2 separate regions of the Homo sapiens genome follow, and region 2 is linked to region 1. A link is a loop called in an ENCODE intact Hi-C map of the cell type or tissue named here. Cell type or tissue: dorsolateral prefrontal cortex. All regions are shown on one strand.

Evidence for each region. A loop is a pair of places that touch in the nucleus more often than their neighbours do. Peaks named below come from ENCODE experiments on the same cell type or tissue, not always from the same donor. Only the 100,000 strongest peaks of a DNase experiment are listed, where the experiment ranks them.
Region 2: a loop joins it to region 1, with 2.6 times the contacts of the local background. A loop is called at or near these places in 4 of 110 quality-filtered maps.

Annotation. Positions count from the first base shown.
Region 1 is chr21:27,696,775-27,704,774 of GRCh38, forward strand. No RefSeq gene overlaps it. Among named protein-coding and RNA genes, the nearest start is that of LINC00113, 22 kb to the right of the region's middle. In dorsolateral prefrontal cortex, CTCF peaks have their summits at 4,410 (motif pointing left) and 4,618; a DNase peak (open chromatin) is centred at 4,427; H3K4me3 peaks cover 1,071 bases.
Region 2 is chr21:27,472,127-27,480,126 of GRCh38, forward strand. No RefSeq gene overlaps it. Among named protein-coding and RNA genes, the nearest start is that of LINC01673, 160 kb to the right of the region's middle. In dorsolateral prefrontal cortex, a CTCF peak has its summit at 4,793; no DNase peak of the experiment used is centred here; H3K4me3 peaks cover 563 bases; H3K27ac peaks cover 847 bases; H3K27me3 peaks cover 1,013 bases.

The DNA of each region.
Region 1 (8,000 bases):
TGGGCAGTTAGGTTGATTCCATGCCTTTGCTATTGAAGATTATAACTTTAAATAGAGCCATCAGAGTAAGTTTCACTAAGAAATGTAAATCTGGACAAAAGCATGAAGAAGATGAAGGAGTTAGGCAGGGAGACATCTAGAAGTATATTCCTGGCAGAGTGACCATGGTGTTCCTTGCACGTTCCAGGAATAGCATGAGGACATCAACATGGTTATTCGTTGTATCCAGTCATATTCAGCTGTACTTAGACATCTTATAGTAAATAAGAGCTGAGTTAAATGAATGTTGTGACTTTGCAAGTAAGTTCGATAATGGGAGAGAAGAACAAGGATAACACAAAGAATTTATTATAACAATTGTCCATGGAGTTTAGGCTGGAAGCAAAGAGAAAAAAGGGATACTGAGGCAATAAGTGAAGGTGAAAAGATTGTAGAATCAATAGATCACAGATAATAGTAGGGTTGAAAAACTCTTAAAGTTGAGTCATGAGAGGGAATGTCTGAAAAATACAGAAGAGAGCCAGATACATAAAACTAGGATAATGATGAAGTTGTAGTTATTGGTATCTTGGTGCCAAGGCCTGGGGCAGCACCGTCCAATAGAAATATAATGTCAGACACACATGTATTCAAACTGTTTTAGTATCTATCTTTAAAAAAAAATAAAAAGAAACACTAAATTTTGTTTATTAACATATTTTACTTAATTCAGGATAGATAAAATATTACTACTACAATTTGCAATCAGAATAAACTTAATAAGGTATTTCCTATTATTATTATTATCATTATGATTATTCATTATTATTTTGGAAGCCAGTGTGTATTTTATACTTACAGCACGTCTCAGTTCTGATTGCCACATTTAAAGTGAACAATAGGCAAATGTAGCTAAAAATGGCTAATATACTGAACAGTGAGGTCTGGATATGATCATGAAAATGGATGGTTGAGCTTGTTGTTGTTACTGCAAGAAAAAAACAAACAGAATTTGAAGGCAAACTTGTTGAAATGATCATTTTTGTAGCTACTCAGATCACTAATAATTAAGAGTGATGGAGAGAGACAAGCCACAAACTAAATCACTGAGAAACCCAAAAGAACAACCTTGATGGATGACAATGACGGAAGAGGTACTGAACTCATGTCATCTGGTGACATAAGAGTCAAGGTTGAGAGTCTTTAGGGAACAAAAAGGGAGAGGTCTGGACATAGAATTGAGGAGCAGAGAACACCTACATCAACTCCAGACCGACTAGGTCTGTGGAAGAGGAAGAAGCCACAAGTTGAGGGCTGTAGGGAAAATGCTAAGGTGGGAACAGGCTTCCTGCACCTCAAAAGGTAAAGAGATTATTAGCAGGAGAGGAGTGAGGGAAGAGAAGGGAACAGGACACATGCAGAGCGTTATAATGCTTACAGTGTGAAGGTAAAGGGTGGCTTGGGAATTGGGAGGCCTAAGGAAAACACAAGATTGAGTCTTGAAAACAGTACCGGAGGGTTTTGGTGAAACCCTCAGTGTGGGGTTGGGCATAGGAAGGCATGGCCAACTCACACTTCTTTTTCTTAAACAGCTTTACCAAGGTATAATTTATATATGGTACAATTCATCCATTTAAAGTGTACAATTCAATGGGTTTTTGTATATTCACAAAATTGTGCAACCATTACCACAACCTAATTTTTGAACATTTTAATCACCCAAAAAAGAAACCCTCAACCTATTTACAGTCACTTCCCATTGCCCTTCCCCATCTCCCCATTTCCAACCCTAATCTATCTTTTGTTCCTATAGATTTGCCCTTTCTGCACACATCTTATTAAATGGAATCACACAGCATTAGTAATTTGTATTGGTTTCATTCACTTAGCATGTTTTCAAGGTTTGTAGCATGTATCAGAAGTTCATTTTCTAATTACCAAATAATAATCAGTTTTATGGATGTAATATACTTTCATTTTCCATTGATAGGTCAAAGTTGTTTCCTGAATAGCCCTTTGCACTATTATGAACCATGGTGAAATGGACATTTGTGCACAGATTTTCTTGTGGATTTAAGTTTTTAATTTTGTGTGTGAGGGGGCATATATCTAGGACTGGAATTGCTGGGTCATGTGGTAACTCTGTGTTAAACATTCTGCAGAACTGCCAATCTGCACTCCAATGTGACCACTCATTTTACATTCCCACCAGCAATGTATGAAGGTCCAGCACTCACTCCTCCCTGACCCCTGCTAATGAAGGCAAAAATGCCCAGAAAGCCATGTCTTAACTCATATTGTGGCTCCCCTCATGATCACTGAAATTGACAACCTAGGCATGATCTTCACCGCAATGCCTGAGTTTACTTTTGATCCTTACAGGGAGGAAGAGGGCTGATATCAAGTGCAAGAGCTCATCTTGTCTCCTATGAATGAGGATGAGACTTCAGAGCAGCCCATTGTAACACAGCAGATGCCTACCCTACTTTCAAAGCCCATTAATGCGGGCCAGGCAACACAGGTTTGTAATAAATAAACACTTCAAATATTTACAGTAACTTTGCAAAGATAGATATGTCTAATCCTGCTTTATAGAAAAGGAATATGGGGTTTAAGATGTTTTGAACAATTTGCCCAATGTCACACTGATTGTAAGCACTGGTTAATTCTACAATCATTTGTACAATGCAAATCAGCACAAACATCACCTTGAAAGCAGGGTTGCAGTTTATAAGACCTGAATAGTCCTCAATAGCTTTAATTGTTTGTGTTTAGGAGTTATTCTAAGAATTATGGTTTTAATTGGCCCACGCAAGTGAAAAATGTGGAAAAGCATTCTACTAAGGTATTGCTAAGTGCTATTAAATAAGGATGACTTAAATAATGGGAATAAGATAAATGTATTATATTCTTAGTCATAGTGAGGAACCATATTTCAAATGACTTCTTTTGGTAAGTGATTATTTAATGCGGTTTTACATAATGACATAAGAAAGAGAGTTATAGGATTAATAGCAAAAATAAGTGTGAAAATGATTTCTAAATTGTAATTCATCTTTCTTCAAAAGGCTATAAATTAAATTAGTGTGGAATCCTTATCTAATATTAATCTTTACTTTGAAGATTGGATAACAGCTGCTTGGGTAACAGGTGCACCAAAATCTCAGAAATCACCACTAAATAACTTATCCATGTAACCAAAATAATATTAATCTTTACTTTGAAGGTAAACTGCATTGTTCTCCTTAATGTATAAAAAGGGTTCTAAATATGAAAAATGTTAACTCTAGGCCAGGCACGGTGGCTTACACCTGTAATCCCAGCACTTTGGGAGGCCGAGGCGGGTGGATCAAGAGGTCAAGAGTTGGAGAGTTTCCTGGCCAACATGGGGAAACCCCGTCTCTACTAAAAATACAAAAATAAGCTGGGCGTGGTGGCATGTGCCTGCAGTCCCAGCTACTTGGGAGGTTGAGGCAGGAGAATCACTTGAACCCAGGAGGCAGAGGTTGCAGTGAGCCGAGATCATGCCATCGAACTCCAGCCTGGCGACAGAGCGAGACTCCGTCTAAAAAGAAAAATGTTAACTCTGTATGCATTATGTTTCATAAGTCTTGGAAAAGTTGTTTCATTTTCACTTAAAAGGAGCTACTCAAAACATTAGAAATAACTTTTTAAATAGCTTAAAATAAGGTATTGAATATGTAAATAATGCACATTGATACAATATCATGCAAAGCTGCTACAGGTTATAATGTAGAATTGTATTAAATGACAGGAAACTTGTCAACAATAAGCTATTAAGTGAAAAGTAGAAGCAGGTTACACAATGCCTGATTCTAAGTTTGAGAAAGACAAACTGATAAATAGAGGCATCTTGATCTAAAATACATCTTAACAAAATGCACCAACATCTTAGAATAGTTCCCTTCGAATATTGGAATGAAGCCTGCTTAGTATTTTTTTCCTTTTTGTAGCTCAGTAATTTCTGTTTTCAACAATAAAGTAGATATTACTTTTGTAATGATAAAATAATTTTTAAAAGATCTGAGATCCCAAATTTTGCCATATGCTAGTCAGTAGTTTCTGTTTATTCTTCTACTGTTACAACAATACTTTGCTTTGTACAGTTAATATTAGAGGGCAAAAACTATCTGTAAAAAAATTTTCTTCACCTGTATCAATGTTTAATGAGTAAAATTAAACAAAATTGGAATTGATAAAATGTATTTTTTTATTTTACAAAAATATAGAACGTAGTTTTTAAATGAATGATATATCTTGAGTTCATGGTTATAATACAAAATGACTTATTTTTATCGACCATCCGGTTTGTAAAAAATGAATTGCACCACAGTTTTATAGCGAGAGCAATACGCTTCTTTCTCTTGAAGAAAAATGAGCGGTGACACACTTTTGTGATCCAAGCCTGCCCCCTGGTGACCAACTGGTCACCACGAGGCTGCAGACTATGAGGCAGGCAGCGCCCTCTTTAAAGCTGTTCAGAAGTAACCTCGAAAAGAAAACGTGGCATTACTGGAGGTACATTTCCCTGTAATGCCCCAGGCATCTCCATCAGTGTCTCAACATCATCAAGTGCGGGAAAGATAGCATTAAAAAGTTATAAAATAAAAAAGTCATTTTCGTACTGTCTTGACGTGCACACCGTGATGTTGAGACAGACACTGATGGAGAAGCATAAGAATGATGTAATGGTCTTTGCAGACTCAGGGAACAAGAGTGGGAGGGGGGTGAGGGATAAAAGACTGCACATTGGGTACAGTGTACACTGCTTGGGTAACAGGTGCACCAAAATCTCAGAAATCACCACTAAATAACTTATCCATGTAACCAAAAACCACCTTACCCCACAAAACCATGGAAATAAAAATTAAAATTAAAAAGTAATATCTCGAGGTATAACAGGAATGTACAAACTGAAACGACAGGGTTAATTCTCAACACATTCTTCTGCTCTTTCCTAAAGGGAAAAAAATAACACAGATGTGGCAAATTTGAAGGAGGATCTCTAATAGGAAATAATCTGATGAAATTTATTCACCAGGTGCTGAGAAAATTGTATTTAAGCATCCATGTTAAAGTCTAACGGATCATGAACACTAAGTGAAATATATAAAGTATCAGTCTATTTCTAATATGAATCTACACTTTTTTGTCTCTAATTCTGAGAGAAAGAATAATTAGAAGGGGAATTCAAAGAGGAAACACGAAGAGAGCTTCAAGAGTAAGAGCTGCTTTGCCAGAAAGCAGTGACACAGTCATCAGTCCTTTTCTTTGGGGAAAGTACAGTCACCAATGCTACCTGTTATTTTGTTAAAACAAGACTGCACTTTTCTCCCTCTATAAAAGGCAGTACTGATCCTGGCATCATAATGAAGCCATAAGGCCATTTGGTAAAATGTGATGCTTCCAGGGTCTCCATTTAGGTGGTTCAAAATTGGACTCAAAAACACCACCACCACCCTAAGGGGACGAAAGAAACAATAACTGGTCCACATTGACATCACTTCTGTCTTTTACAGTGGCTTTAAATGTATGTATGAATGTCAACATTCTTGATATAATTTTATCTTTTTCTTAGACATGGAAACCAGAGTCTTAAATTGCGTTACAAAGTTCTTCAACCACTATTACTATTACTTTAAAAAAAATATGCCATAGGAAACTTGAGGTCAGGTGAGACAGTTAATCATTAAGATTTGATTTGGGACTCTTAAAAGTCTTTAATGAAAGGCCTGGGTGTTCATAATATATCAAAAATTTGGAGAAGCAAGATCTGAAGTTAGAACATCAGAAAACCAGAATTAGAATCATGAGAAAACCTCCATGAAATTTTTCCTTCATTGTCTTGAGAATTTTAGCACTTGTCGTTGTGGAAATGCCACACTTTGGCAGGTCAAGGTGGGCGAATCACTTGAGCCCAGGAGTTTGAGACTAGCCTGGGGAACATGGTGAAATCTTGTCTCTACAAAAAGTAGAAAAAAAGTTAGCTAGGTGCAGTAGTGCACGTCTGTGTTCCCAACTACTCGGGAGGCTGAGGTCGGAGGATCACTTGAGCCTGGGAGGTCAAGGCTGCAGTGAGCCGAGATCGAACCACTGCACTCCAGCCTGGGCCACCAGAGTGAGACCTGTCTTAAAAAAAAAATTAAAATGCCATATAACTACTGCTTATACCCAGGACCTTTATTAGTGAGATCAACAAAATATCTTATTTGTTACTACAGTTCACACACAGGATCTTTATAAACTACACATTATGCTAAAAAAAGAGACTAAACCAACAGTTTATGTAAAATCAAGCGGTATGTAGGATATAAATGGATTTTGACATTGACAGCATTGAAAATAAGAAGCAATTCAATGAATGTTAGGATTAAAAGGAATACACATTTTTCAGCCCTCATTCTTTAATTTACATATAAAGAAATAGGCCCTCAAAATGTGGCCAATTTCCAGTCATGTAGACAGACACAGAGAAAAATGAAATGAATATTCAGATGTAAACCCTCCTTCATCTGCACCCATTCTGTTCTCATCTCCTTCCTCTATCTGTACACTGAACCTATCCTTTCTCTAGGTCGTACGTGTCTTGATTTTTCCCCCTCCTTTACCTTGTACAAGATTCTTTTCCATCAGCATTTGAATATATCCAAGTCTCTGTATCTAAAACGAAAATGAAATGGTCTCTCTGTCCAACACACACACACTCTCTTCCAGGCACTGCCCTACCTTCCTGACCTCTTTGCTGCCAAGTATCTTGAAAAAAAAGTCCCACGTGCTAGTCTTGATGGTTTCACCTCCTACCTGCCTCATTATAATAAAATATGTACCCTTCCGCATGGCTTCTCCCTAGAGCTCACCAATGACTGGTGACCTACTGAATCCGGAAGAAGGGTTTCAGTTGTTCACTCCCTTCTCATACCATCAATATCCAACATTATTGGACTATTAGCTGTGCCCTTTCAAAGCACTCATCCTTTTACTTTCAGCCTCTCTGTCTTTTTGCGGGTTTGTCTTTGTTTTTTGCTGTTGTTTTGTTGGTTTGTTTGTTATTTGTCTTACTGGCTACTCATTTTCCATCTCATTCTCCTTCTAACATAGAACATTAACAGCTAGGTTTTTCAAGGCTTGGCCCTGGGCTCCCTTTTCTTCTTCTTCTAAGTTCTCTGTCTGGCAAGCTCAATTGTACACATGGCTTTTATTACAAACCACATACTAGTAATTTCCAAGTTCACATCCACCTCTCAGACCTCTCCTCCGAGCACCAGGCATGTTACTCAAACTGCTCAGTTGACATCTCCACTTTTAATAGCTATCTTTCACGGAAAATCCGTTAATAGAGTCACATTGTTTTATGGTTAAGGAACAGAACCTTTCCATATGGCCTGCAAGGCCGTGCATAATTTGGGGCCCTAACCTCAGAGGACTTACTATGCCCTAGGATTACTCCATGCCCCACTTAAATTAGCTTTCTTTTACCATATTTCTTTCATTCAGAAGAACTCTGCTATCTGTTCCCATGTGCTAAAAACCTCTTTTCTTTATCTCCCATTCTCTTTTCTCCAAGGTAAATTCCTACTTTAGTTCTCATTCTAATGTCACATTTTTAGGAAAGCTTTGTTAGACTCATCAGACAGAGTTATAAACTATTGGGTAACTACTCTTCCTAGCACCTATTATAGCTTTAGTTACATGTTTATTTGTTTGATCAGTGTCTCCATTAGTCTGTAAGTACCATGAAGGTAGAGACTATTTTCTTCTTATACATCATTGTGACCAAACAGTAAACAGGAGGTCTCACACTCAAGAAATACTTACTGAATACATTAAAATGGAGTTTTATCTTTTATTATTCAGATGTGAATATTTGACACAGATATGTAGGTCCTGGTAAAAAAGGCATTGGTGATGGCTCAGATTCTCATGGACTCCAGGCCAACAAACTGTTAGTTATATTCTTAGCTGATAGAGAGAAGTGCTTGGCTCATGGCATGAGTTCAATA
Region 2 (8,000 bases), 220 kb before region 1:
GAAGAAAATAGTCTGAGACTCCACTGTTTAAATCTTAGCACAGGGGTGGGGGAGCAGTCAATAACAGTAAAGAATTATGTAACGTATCAGGTAATGGGAATGTTAAGAGGATAGTGATCGGAATGAGGTGCTCTGTCTGGTAATGTGGACTGTGAGGCTTTTTATAAGGCGGTGTTTGAGCAACAGAACCTAATTCATATAATTTCTCAGTATGGGACCCATAGAAATTAGATACTCCAGCAATTCATATGTTCTAACCCTTCATTGGGGAAAGCAATCCCAAGGAAGGGGGTTGAAGATGAATCGATGTAAGGGAGGAAAGGAGAGCAAGGTAATAAAAATGGTTGTCTCTGATCTGGCTGCCACTCTGATCTGTAAGAAAACAGCAGGGTCTAAATCTTTTAGGAAGATTTTCTAAGATGCTGGCATTCCTGGGCTCTCCATTGGGAAAGAAGGGGAAAGCACTTATGTGCTGGTCAAGGGTCTCCTTTGTGAAAGTTGCACTCTACAGGGTGTTCACTTCCCAGCACTTCTGGGCTGCTCTTGTCCAGGTTCTAAGCTGGTCCCTGGTGTATCAAGCCTTAGCTGCACCAGAGAAGCTCTTGGGTAGAAGATAAGAGAGGATCACATGGAGCATAGGCATGATGTAACTCACTGTGCGTTGTGCGCATGTGAAGTTGAGAGGTAAACTTGCAAGCTCCATGGCCTCAAAGGTGGCTGAGTGGCCTGTGGTGCAAAGGTCCGCAGGTGAATGAAGCTTAGCAGACCTGATACAGTGCACAAGACGAAAAGTGCTTTATAGATATTAACTAATTTAATGCCAATAACAATCCTATGCTGTAAATGCTATTTTCATCCCTATTTAACAGAAAAATAATCTAAAACATAAAGATCTTTAATAACTTACCTGGAGTCACACAACTAGTGGGTGTCAAGATTCAAACAGGCCTTTCGCCTCCAGAAACATGCTCCTTAACCTTGTGAGTACCAATCTTACTCCACAAGCTAAATTGTTTTTAATTAATGGTGAAAAAATTCTCTTAAATCTTTTAATAGTTTTCTGTAAATTATGATTTCTAGTATTGCTTCATTTATCACAGAATCAGTTCATTTTAACTAAATTCTAAAGTAATGATATTTAATAGTCGTAGAAAGAATCACTGAGAAAGCAGCAAGAAGTGGAAGAGGAAAAAGTGCATAAATAGTACCTAGAAGGGAGCCTATTTTTATTTTATTTGATATATATTTTGACAGGAAAGAGGACTTTTACCTAAATACATTTTCTGGTATGTTATTTCTGCTCCATCAGATGAAGAAAATTGAATTAAAAATTTTGAATTACTTCAGTGGGTTATCTTGATGTAACCGTTAAAATTGTCTATTTCAGTCTGCATGTTAAAGTAAAAGAAGGACATAGTATACAAGGGGTTTGAATATCTTTTGTATATTATGAACAATTTGAACTCCATTTGCTTTGAGTGTTTCAGTTCCAAGCACCAGTTATCTGAGGAATGATAGGCAGAACAGACTTAAATTCAACACGTCAGTATGAAATTCTGCAGCCCTGGTAGAGAGGATGAAAGAACAATTGGTAATAGGTTCTGTTATCTTCTCAGTCCCTGTTCTGTTTGGGGATATTATCCATTTAAGTGAAGTCATTCCAAAGCACTGAGAACAAAATGTCTCTAATTTCACTCATTTTGAGAGATATTTGATTAACATTTTACCTATGCATGTATATCACACAGACACACACACACACACACACAGCCCTTCACAATTGTGCATAGAACTTAGGGTTTCTCTCCCAATATTAGTCTAGTCTGCATAGCCAGCAATGTTCTTCTCTTGAGGAGGATTGTAAAAGGATATTTTAAAAGTGCTTTTTCTAATGGAGAAGTGAATCAGACAAAGTAATCGTAAACAAGACATGCCATTTTTCTTGATGAAATATCTGTGACAGTCCTCGTTTAACTGGTCTCTTTGATTCAGTCTTGATGTGGTTTGTCCTCTTGTTTGCACTCAGCACTTTGTGCAAAGAGAAATCAGCACCTTTTCAAAATCAACAAGAAAAGTGGTAGTTACAATATTTTGGCCTTCATTTTTACTGTTGATTAAATGTGATTGTAGTTTCTTTCCTACTGAAGAACACCTAAATTCTGTCTCCCAAATAAAACAGAGAAGGGTGCATCTTTCTGTGCAATGTCACTTTTGGACCAATGAACATTAATTATGCTGTTTATTTCATCCAGAAAAACCGGAGATAAAATGTCATCCAAAGTCTTTTGATTTCTTATCCCATAGAACCCATGCTTTATCAGAACAGACATGTAGCTGACAAGGGCAATTTTTAAAATAAGTTTTAATTAGAAACTTTCCTGAAGTTCTACATTTATTTCTGCTTTAAAAATTACTAGCTAATGTCAAAGATGCTGAACTTTTATCTAGCCACTTCAATCGAAAAGGTTGGTATCAAGAAAAATACTGATTTTAGTCAATGAACAATGTTCACACAATGTAATAATAGAGAAAAAGTGATACTTGGGGAAAATAAAAATTAGTTTACTTCTTGTCCTTTTGTTCATAAAACAGTATAATTAAACTCAGTAAGTTACAAGTAGCATAATTAAGAACTACATGAGAGCCATAAAAATACTTGCAGATTCATTCAAAAGTTCTAACCACTGAATTCTGTATTATTTTTTGGGTCATAGCAGTTTCTTAAGATTTTCAGATTCAAGTTGAAGCAATGACTAATATCTTCTCATGAACATACTGACGTCAGTTACTCTTGCCATATCCCCTAGAAGAGTCGTCACGTTGGGTAGATTCTATTGGATAAATAACTCACAGTGCTATCCTTCTTTCATCTGTGACACTCCCCTCATATAACTAATGACCATTTATCCTTATCTTTTGTCTCATTATCTCCTAATAGATTATCTATCCTCCACAATATTACCAAGGTTGATTTATTTGCAAACAGATTTGTTGATTTCAGTGGCTCACTATCACCTACAGGAGAAGCCAGAATGCCTACAAGGCTCCCTCCATACCTTAACCTTCCCCATGACTACCTGGTATCTGGCAACACACACATACTCCGTATTTCCTGAACACCCCATGCCCTTGATCTGTGCCTTAGCTCTTGCTCTCCCTTTTGTTGGGAATACGCTCCCCCTGCTCTTTCTGCCTCCCCACATTTTTGTCCTTCATTGTATACACGATTGGCCTCTGAATGTTTTCTGGTCTCCCTAAAGAATCGGTCGTGTACATCTATGTGCTTCTGTAGAACATGCTCTACTTCTCTGTGGTGTGTGGGTCATGTAGACTACTTGAGGTTGTCAGTGACTCATTCATTCACTCAGCTCCTAATTAACAACAACTCACTTTGTGCCAGGCACTCTACTTCATGCTGTGTATGCAGCCGGTGAATACGTCAAACACAATCTCTCCATTATCAAGGACAAGTGGATCTCAATCTCAGCATCCATACTGACCACTTGGAGCACTTTGCAAAAAATGCAGATTCCTGAGCTACACCCCCCAGATATTTTGACCCAGAAGCTTAGAGTATAATGCAACAATGTGCTTGTTGTTAACACTTCTAGAGGATGATGATCGATTTGGCTCACTTACATGATGTGAGAGACAATGCAGTACAGTTTGTACCCTACTAGGCAAAAGAGATAACTTTCAACTTCCATTCTATTTTATTCTTCTAATTTTGTAAACTTTATACTCACAGCAAGCAGGCTAGTGCTTGGTACTTTTTATGTGCTCAGTAAATATTTTCGAATGGATGTATGACTCTCTCGTAGAATTTACAATCTAGTGAAGAACATGGAAGATTACAAAGGCACTTCTAATACTACATGCCATGGTTCAGGAATGATGGTGCTGGCCTAGAAGAGGATATCTAATTATGGTTTTTCAGTTAGAAAGTCTTCTCAGGAGAAAAGATAGGGCAACTGCTACCCAAAGGATAAGTATGTTACCAGATAAAATAGTTGATGTGTAAGAATGCCAGGCAAAAAGAAGTGCCTGCTCAGTATGTGGAGAGCATGACCTACTGACAGTGAAAATACAGTTATAATAAATGTGTGCCAAATGCACAAATAATCTGTGTATTGTTGGACTATGTGTTAGATATCCCACGCAATAGCTGGCAAACGGGAGGTGCTAAATAACTACTTATTAAATGAATAAACACTGTTCTGTCATAATCACTACATTTTAAATGAGATTGTAATTGCTATTTTCTAAAACAAATAAGCACAAAAAAGCACATATTTCTTCATTTTCTCTCAATGTGTCCTCATGCATATTTGAATGCCTCCAAGACCAGTTTTTCTACAAAGGAATGTTTACAATTAAAAAAATAACACTTTAGTTCTTAACTTATTTTTGACATTTTATGGCAAAAACAAGTTTTCTGGTTATCAGCTCTCCAGAGAATTCCATTTTAATTGTAATATATTGTTTATAGTAAAATACATTTGGAATTATTTTTTATGAATTAGTTAATTAAAGATATATGATCTAGTTGAGATGACAGTATTTTTTTCCTTTCATGTACTATCAGGAACTTCTAATAACTACTTTCAGTCAAATATAGTTATTTAAATCCTGTCATTATATACAATCACTAAGTTACAAAATTGTAAATTCAAAGCCTCTCTTCTAGAACTGCCAGGCATTCTACTAGGCAGAATAAACGTTAACAGTGATTTTCTTTCATAAGTCAATTCCTATGCTGCTGCCCAGCAATGCAAAACACTTACTTCCTCTAGTGGCTAATCATGTTGCCTACAAAAGAAGAATTTCTTTTTCTTCTGGGCTTTTAGATATTATCTAAGAAAAACAGTGCATTTTTAAAATTGGTTCTCTTCTTAATTAAAAAAAAGCTTTGAAATCAGTAGAAGATTTTATAAAAGTATAAAAGAGAAGCTGCTATTGTTATTTTTAAGAGTAAAATAAAGTACTACAGCCTATCATGAGTGTAAAATTCATGAGTCAAATCTGTTTCAGTTGTACACAGTCCTTGACACATAGTAGGCACATATAATGTATCTCCCTAGTTAGAGGTTTCTATAGAGTGGGGTTTTGAATATTTATTAAAATTGTGGGGCTAAGGGGGCAATTATTTTACCAGATTCAATCATAATAACAGAATGTGATACTAAGATACGAATGACAAATAGCTCACAATAATCCAGTTAAGAATTCTGAAAAATACAGCTGTGTGTATCAGAATTAATAAAATACCAAAATGACATTTCGAAAATGAGGAAAGCATGAATTTTTCAATAAGTGGAATGGTGAAAATTAAGTATACACTTGGGAGGACATGACAGGAAAGATATATCCCTATTTCACAACTTTTACACAAAATAAATTCCAATTGGATTAAAGATCTAAACATAAAACTGAAACCATATGCAAACTTACATGGCTTATTTAATATGATACCAAAGACTGAACTGAGAAAGGATTGTAGTTCAACAGATTTAAATGTTTAAAAATGTTTGCTTATCAAACCATATCAAATCAAGTAAGAAAGCAAAAGACAAGAATAGGAAAAATTTTGCATTGTGTACAAATAGTCAATATCTTTAATATAAATAACTCCCTTTTATGAATTATTTAGGAAAGTGCAAGTAATCCACTAAGGTGGTTAAAGAAACTGAACTAGTAAATCACAGGAAGAAATAAAAAATCAGTATGGCTAAGCATCTTAGTACTTTGCATTATGTTTATGAATTATATTACAATGAGGTCACTAAAGATTAAAACAGGGGACATTTTCCATTGTTATTAAGACTGAGGACAAAGGAGTACTCAAGGGTAACAAGTTAATGAAAGAACAAATTGTCTCAATTTTTAAGTTAATGAGAGAATAAATTGTTTCAATTTTCAAGTTAATGAGGGAATAAATTGTTTCAATAGTCTTCAATCATACAATACTGCAGTCAGTAAAATAATATCTATTTTTAGAACATTGACAGAGAACAATGTCTTGGACATATTTTAAGACAAAACCCTTGAACAAGGTAGGTTTGAACTGCACAGCTCCACTTATACATGGATTTTTTTTTCACCTCTGCCACCCTTGATACAGCAAGATCAACTACTCCATTTTCTGCCTCCTCCTCAGCCTACTCAATATGAAGTTGATGAGGATGAAGACCTTTATGATAATCCACTTCCACTTAATGAATAGTAAATATATTTTCTCCTCGTGATTTTTTCAACAACATTTTTCTCTTAGCTTACTTTAATGTAAGAATACAATATAAAATACACGCAGCATACAAAATATATGTTAATCAACTGTTTATGTTACCAATAGGCTTCTAGTCAACAGTAGACTATTAGTAGTTAGGTTTTTGGGGAGTCAAAACTTATACATGAATTTTTGACCATATGGGGTTTGGTATTCCTAATCCTCATGTTGTTCAAGGGCAAAGCATGTAAGGCATCTATATAGTTACTATAGCTATTGTCTTAGTTCATTTTGTGCTTCCCAGACAGAATTTCACAAACTGGGAAATTTAAGAGAAATGTATATCTTCGCAGTGTTCTGGAGGCTGGGAAGTCCAAGACACAGGTGCCAGCAGGTTCATTTATCTGATGATGATCTGGTCTCTGCTTCCAAGATGGCACCTTGAATGCTGTGTCTTTTGAAAATGGGGGAATGTTATATCCTCACATGGCAGAAGACAGGAGGGCAAAAAGCGAAAAGGGGCAAACTCCTTTCATTAAACCCTTTTATAATGGAATTAACTGACTTATGAGCAAAGAGCCCTCTTGAACTAAGCACTTCCCAAAAGATCCTATCTCCCAACACTGTTGCATTAGGGATTGTTTCCAACACATGAATTTCGGGGGACTAATTTTGACCATAGCATTCCAACCCTGGCTCCCCAAATTGATGTTTTTTTCAAATACAAAACACAGCTATTCCATCTCAATAGCCCAAAAAGCCATTCTGATGCCAACTTAAAAATCTGAAGTCTGGAGTCTTATCTAAATAAGTTATGGGTGAGGCTCAATGCATGGTTCATCCTGAGGCAAATTTCCCTTTAGCTGTGAGCCTGTGACATCAAACAAGTTACGTGATTCTAAAATTCAATGGTGGTACAAACACAGGACTGATATTTCCATTCTGAAAGGGAGAGATAAGCAAGAAGAAGTAACAAGTCCCAATTAAGTCCAATACCCAACAGGGCAAACAATCTTGAAACTTAAGGCCTTGGAGTAATCTATGTTGACTCCATGTCCTGCTGCTTGCACACGCTAAGGTGAGCGTTGGGTCTTCTATGCTCCCAGCAGCTCTGTTTCCGTGGTTTTGCTAGGCACAACCCATGCTTCAGCACTTATGCATTGAAGCCACATGGCAGTGACTTCTAGCTGGTATCGCATGCAGGTGGCTCTACAGTTCTGGGGTCTTGGAGGCAGCCCTACCCCATGGCTCCACTAAGCATTGACCTAGTGGGGTTCTCTGTGGCAGCTCAACCTCTGCACAGGTCTCTGCCCAGACCTCGAGGCTGTCTGCAATGACCTCTGAAATTTAGGAGAAGGAAGCCGTACCTCCACTGATTTTGTAGTCTGCAAACCTGCAGAATTAGCAGTACGTGCATGCTGCTAAGGCTCATCACTGTGCCCTCCGGAGTGGCAGCCTGAGTTGCACCTGCATTCACTGGAGCCATAGCTGGGGTGGCTGAGGAGAGCTGCACCAGAATGCAGAGAGCAGAGATCTGAGGCAGCCTGGACAAGTGAGTTCTCCTGCACAGGATCTCTGAAATGCCTTTCAGATCATTCTCTCATTGTCTTGATGAATAGCACCTGGCTTCCTCCTAGCCATACTAATCTCCTTATTACAATGTATCTCGGCCACATCCTTGGTTTTCTGTCCTCAACATGCCTTTTAAATACTTTACCCAACCAGGCTGTGAATTTTTTAAATCTTTACTTCCTGCTACTCTTTTGATTATAAA